Linked DNA regions of Homo sapiens: region 1 is linked to region 2. The links are chromatin loops, found by intact Hi-C in ENCODE. Cell type or tissue: gastrocnemius medialis. All regions are shown on one strand. Region 1 overlaps RHEB (Ras homolog, mTORC1 binding). Region 2 holds the start of AGAP3 (ArfGAP with GTPase domain, ankyrin repeat and PH domain 3).

Region 1 (2,500 bases), 420 kb after region 2:
CTGGATATAATGAGATATGTTCTTTATTGCCAAGGCACAGAAAAGGAGAAAATTCTCTAACTCCAAAGCAAGAAAAGGATAAATCTCATTTCACAGACAAAGAGACCGGACAGGAACATGAGCTTATCGAGAGCATGCCCCTGTTGGAATGGTTTGCTAACAACTATAAAAAATTTGGAGCTATGTTGGAAATGATCACAGATAAAATGCAAGACGGGTCTCGGTTTGTGAAAGGATTTGGTGGAATTGGAGGTATCCTGCAGTACCGAGTAGATTTCCAGGGAATGGAATACCAAGGAGGAGACAATGAATTTTTTGACCTTGATGACTAGACATGAGTCTGGCAAAACGTGCCTCACCCTCCAGCATCCAACCCAAGAAGCATACCCATGGTGGAATTCTAACAGATCCCTGCCTTACAACTGAAACACTTCCAGAACTTTATCCATGAGTACTGGTTATTGAAAAGATAACTGAAACAAAACCAGACCCAACCCCACACTTTGTTTTGTCATGGTGTCAGCGCAGCAGCCTACAACTAAGTTCCTAAATGCCACTTTGGACTAATTTAAACAAGAATCCCAGTTTTTACTTTTACTCGATGGTGAAATTCGTTGCTCTTGTATTTTATGAAAAAAAAAAAAATTTTTTTAAGCCTTCATATACAGAAGTAAAAATATTTTAACTGCTGTAAACCTTCAAAAGTTAATAGAAGTGAGATCATACTGGTTTTTTTCTTATTTTGATTGGAGAAAAATTAAATTGCTGCATTTCGCAGTGATCCATTTACATGGCATTCCCAGCTTAGACTGCATAAGAAATAGATGTGGTGAAATGTTGGAACCATTTCTCTCTTGGTCTGTTTAATGTTGAAAGGGTGAGCTAATAGGAGGCAATTTCAACTTCACTCCCTCAAGCTACCCTGTCTCCCTCCAGACTGGCAGTTTCAAGGATGCAAACTGCATTGCAAAATCAAACTGACTCATGAAGCATTTGGGCCAGTGCACTGTTTACTTCCATCTGTTTGCTGACACATTTGTGCCCAGCGTTTGGGAGCCCTTTGTATCAACGTTCTGACAAGTGTCCCTATAACCTTAACCTACTCGAAACCAGTTTGGGTTGGATATGATGGGGCTTCTGTGCTATTGCTGGGATTGGGGGAAATAAAACATGCAATTTAAGTGGGGGGAAAAAATCCACCCAAAGGGATACAGGCATCCCTTGGTATACAAGGGGGACTGGTTCCAGGATGCTTGAGGATAGCAAAATCCGAGTGTGATGAAGCCCTGCTTTTCACCCTGCAGAATCTGCATATATGAAAAGTCGGCCCTCCATACATGTGGGCTTTGCATCCAAGGAATACTGTATTTTCCATTTGCATTTGGTTGAGGAAAAAAAAATTCCTGCCTATAAGTGGGCCCACACAGTTCCAACTGTGTTGATTAAGGGTCAACTGTCCTATTAAGCAATACAAAGGAATTAAATACTGGTATATGTACACATGAATAAATCTCAAATGTGTTGTGCTAAGTAGCCAGACGCAAAAAGCTGCATAATATATGGTTCCATTTATTGGGCATCCTGATAAAGACAAAACTATAGGATAAAAACCACAAAGGGGTAGGGGGCTAACTAGAAACAGGCACAGGGCGCTTTTTGGGTTGATGGATTGTTCTACAGCCTGATTCTGGATGTAGATGACTGCAGACTTGCCAAAACCTGTTGAATGCTACCTCAAAAAAAAAAAAGAAATTTTCTCAAAGTTTTAAATGTTATTTTTCCTTTCTTTTTACAGGTGTGGGACCTCAAGTTTTTTAAAAAATCTTCACCCTTACCTCATACATAAAAACTAACTAGAAATGGATCAGAGACCTAAACATAAAAGCTAAAACTACAAAACTTCTAGAATATGAAAAAAAAAACCCAAAAAACAAAACTTTCTCAAGTCCAACAGAGCTTAAAAGTGAAAACAAAAAAAAAAACAACTTTATGATCTTCAGGTAGACAGATTCCTGACACGATACAAAATAAACAAAACAAAAAAAAAAACGAAAAAGTGAACCGAGTTTCATCAAACTTACAAACTTCTTCTGTTCTCTGAAACACAGGAACAACAAAAAAGTCACACTAGGAGAAAATATTCATTAAATACACATCTGAAAAAGGACTTTTATTCAGAATATATAATTCAGTAAGAAGAATCTGATAATCTAGGCAAAAGACTTGAACAGACACTTCACAAACCAAGATATCCAAATTTCCAGTAGGTATATGAAAAGATGTCCACCATTCTTAGTGGGAAATTTCAAATAAAACCACAACCTACCATCTGAGAATAGCTAGAAAGTTAGAAAGGCCGCCAATACCAAGTATCAGGGAGGATGGGCAGGCAGCAACCAAAGCTCTCATGTGCTGCTAGTGGAGGCATAAAATGGTCAAAATGTTTTGGAAAAACAGTTTGGTAGTTTCTCCTAAAGTATACACTTAACATATATGTGAC
Region 2 (2,500 bases):
GGGAGGGGCCGGGGCGCCAGGGCTGGAGCGCGCGGCTCGGGGGTGGAGGCTGCAGAGCCAGCGAGCGAGCGAGGGGCGGGGGCGCCCGGGCCGGCGCGCAGGAGGGGCGGGGGCGGCGGGGAGGGGGGCTCGGGCTGCGTGTGCCGGAGCCGGCGGGGGCGGCGGTGCGTGCGCATGACGCGGGGGGAGGGCCTGGGCCGCGCGCTCCCGGTCCCGTTGTTGTTGCCGCTGGAGGCTGCTCCGAGGCAGCGGGATCACGGCGCTGGGAAGCGCTCGGCAGCGGCGGCCACAGCGTGCGCGGCGGCGCCTCCTGGCCTCGGCCTCCGGCCCCCGGCCCCCGGCTCCATGCGCTAGCCCCGCGCCGCCAGCCCAGTAGTCCCGGCCCCGCCAGCCCCGCGCTCCCGCTCGCCGCTGCCGCCGCCGCCGCCGCCGCCGCCTCCGCCGCGCCGCCCCGGGCCCGCCTCGGGCCCCACGGCTCCGAAGCCATGAACTTCCAGGCGGGCGGGGGGCAGAGCCCGCAGCAGCAGCAGAGCCTGGCGGCTCCGGGGGGCGGCGGCGCTGCCGCGCAGCAGCTCGTCTGCGGCGGGCAGTTCGGCGGCGCGGGGCCCGGGGCCGGGGGCGGCGGCGGCCCCTCGCAGCAGCTGGCCGGCGGGCCCCCCCAGCAGTTCGCGCTCTCCAACTCCGCGGCCATCCGGGCCGAGATCCAGCGCTTCGAGTCCGTGCATCCCAATATCTACGCCATCTACGACCTGATCGAGCGCATCGAGGATTTGGCGCTGCAGAACCAGATCCGGGAGCACGTCATCTCCATCGAGGGTGAGCGGAGCCGGGGGCTGCGGGAGCCGGGGCGCAGTGGCCTCTCCGGCGCCGGCCGAGGGCTCCACAGGCCGTGCCTGGCCATGCTCTCCCTGTCGGGGGTCCTTGCGCGCTTGAGGACCAGGCCACGAGGTTTGCCGATCTGTGTTGCAGAACCGGCGGGCAGCTTCGCCATATCTCGTTCGGGGACACTTTGGGGTTGGGGGTTTTCTGCTGACTGTGTTCCAGGGCGCGAAGGTGGTGTCGCTTGGGGGGGCCGGGACCAGATCTGTCCAGGCCTGGCCGGGGAAGGTGGGCGCGGCAGAGGGCTTCAGCTGCGGGGAGGTGGGGTCGTGACCGGGGAGGCTTCTTAGCCGCTGCCCGGGCCCTGCTCCGCAGTGGGGCGGGGGATCGGAGCCTCGCGTTAGTGGATGGCAGCCTTCCCGGGCCCAGCGCCCGCAGGCCCGGAGGGTGGCGCTCGCCGCGGCGCCCTCTCCCGACGCACACCCCCTACGCCGCGGCGGCCAAGCGGGAGCGGGCCGGGCCTGGCGCTGGGCTGAGGCTCAGCGACCGCGTGGGAGGCGCCGGCAGGTCCATCCGCGCTTTGGCCGGGTCATGAGCCTGACGGGGATCCGCGGCTCCTCGGTCTGGAGGCAGCTGCTGGGCAGCCGGGTGCTGACCGACCGCCAGGGACACCGCACCCGGAGTCGGGGACCGGAAACCCCCGGCCACTGCGCTGCCTAGCGCTTTTTTCTCTGGGCCCTTAGGCCCTGGACTTTCGACCGCTGAGGGCACAGGAAGTGGTGGCACGCTGCTGGCAGATGCCTCGCAAGCCCTGGTGTGGTGGGTGCTGGAGGCACCCGCAGGCACCCCGGTGGCATGGTGACCTTCGAGCGGGCACGGACAGATGGGCCTCACCCTGGGCCATCTGCTTCCTCCCCCAGCTCTGTTTGAAAGGGGACGCCCACCGGCAGGTGGTGGGTTTGGCCTCAGTGGAAATGCAGTGAGAGCCAAGGCCTTTTGCGATAACATGGAGTTATGGGCAGGGGCCTGTCCCTGACTTGGGCCTTAAGGTTAGGGCCCCACTCCCAGCTTCATCTGCTTGCCTGAGGTTCTGGGGGATAGTGCACCTGAACACCTCCCTTTCTGCTTTCAGAGGTCCCCATAGCCGGGGAAGAAGTACTGGGTCTGGGGGGACCCCATGTGGTGCTGGGTTCTATCTTTTGTTGTGACATGCCAGTCTGACTTCCTTCTGCCTTTTCCCAACCCGTTCTTATTTCTTTCCTCTCAAGGCTGAGTTCTCTGTGAACTAATTAGGTGACAGAAAAAACTCATTAACGTGGATCTGAGTAAATGGCCTGAATCACCGCTGTGGCTGGGGACTAGGAGATGGCATTTGTGCGAGCCCTGGGCCCCAAAGACAGGAGATGACCAATTTTTCCTCTTAGATCTGAAGAGGGTGGAGGCGGGAGAGACATCGTTGCTGCAGCTTCACTGTCCTTGGAGGAAGTAAAGACATTCCTGATTTGCTCCAAGCTTACCTTCCCCCAGCTCCTTCTGGAGGGCGACAAGCCTCGTGGGCCGGCCACAGGAGGGTGGGGGCACATCTGCTTCCGAGCTTTTCCCAGAGCAGGGAGAGGTTTCCGGGCTCCCCTGGCTCCAGCTTGATGAGCAGCGACCCCTCCTCCCCAGCTCAGGGGAGCCT

Evidence for each region. Hi-C counts contacts between places; a loop is a spot of excess contacts. Peaks named below come from ENCODE experiments on the same cell type or tissue, not always from the same donor. Only the 100,000 strongest peaks of a DNase experiment are listed, where the experiment ranks them.
Region 1: a loop joins it to region 2, with 2.1 times the contacts of the local background. A loop is called at or near these places in 3 of 110 quality-filtered maps.

Annotation. Positions count from the first base shown.
Region 1 is chr7:151,503,132-151,505,631 of GRCh38, forward strand. All of the region lies in intron 1 of RHEB (Ras homolog, mTORC1 binding), which reads right to left. It also overlaps the pseudogene ETF1P2. Among named protein-coding and RNA genes, the nearest start is that of RHEB, 16 kb to the right of the region's middle. In gastrocnemius medialis, no CTCF peak of the experiment used is centred here; a DNase peak (open chromatin) is centred at 980; H3K27ac peaks cover 2,500 bases.
Region 2 is chr7:151,086,257-151,088,756 of GRCh38, forward strand. AGAP3 (ArfGAP with GTPase domain, ankyrin repeat and PH domain 3) reads left to right here and starts at 219. Exons shown (of 18, transcript NM_031946.7): 1 at 219-816. The coding sequence starts at 486. RefSeq lists silencers at 1-188, 239-328, 695-764, 1,125-1,394 and an enhancer at 1,615-1,774. In gastrocnemius medialis, CTCF peaks have their summits at 1,264 and 1,465; a DNase peak (open chromatin) is centred at 1,082; H3K4me3 peaks cover 1,948 bases; H3K27ac peaks cover 2,338 bases.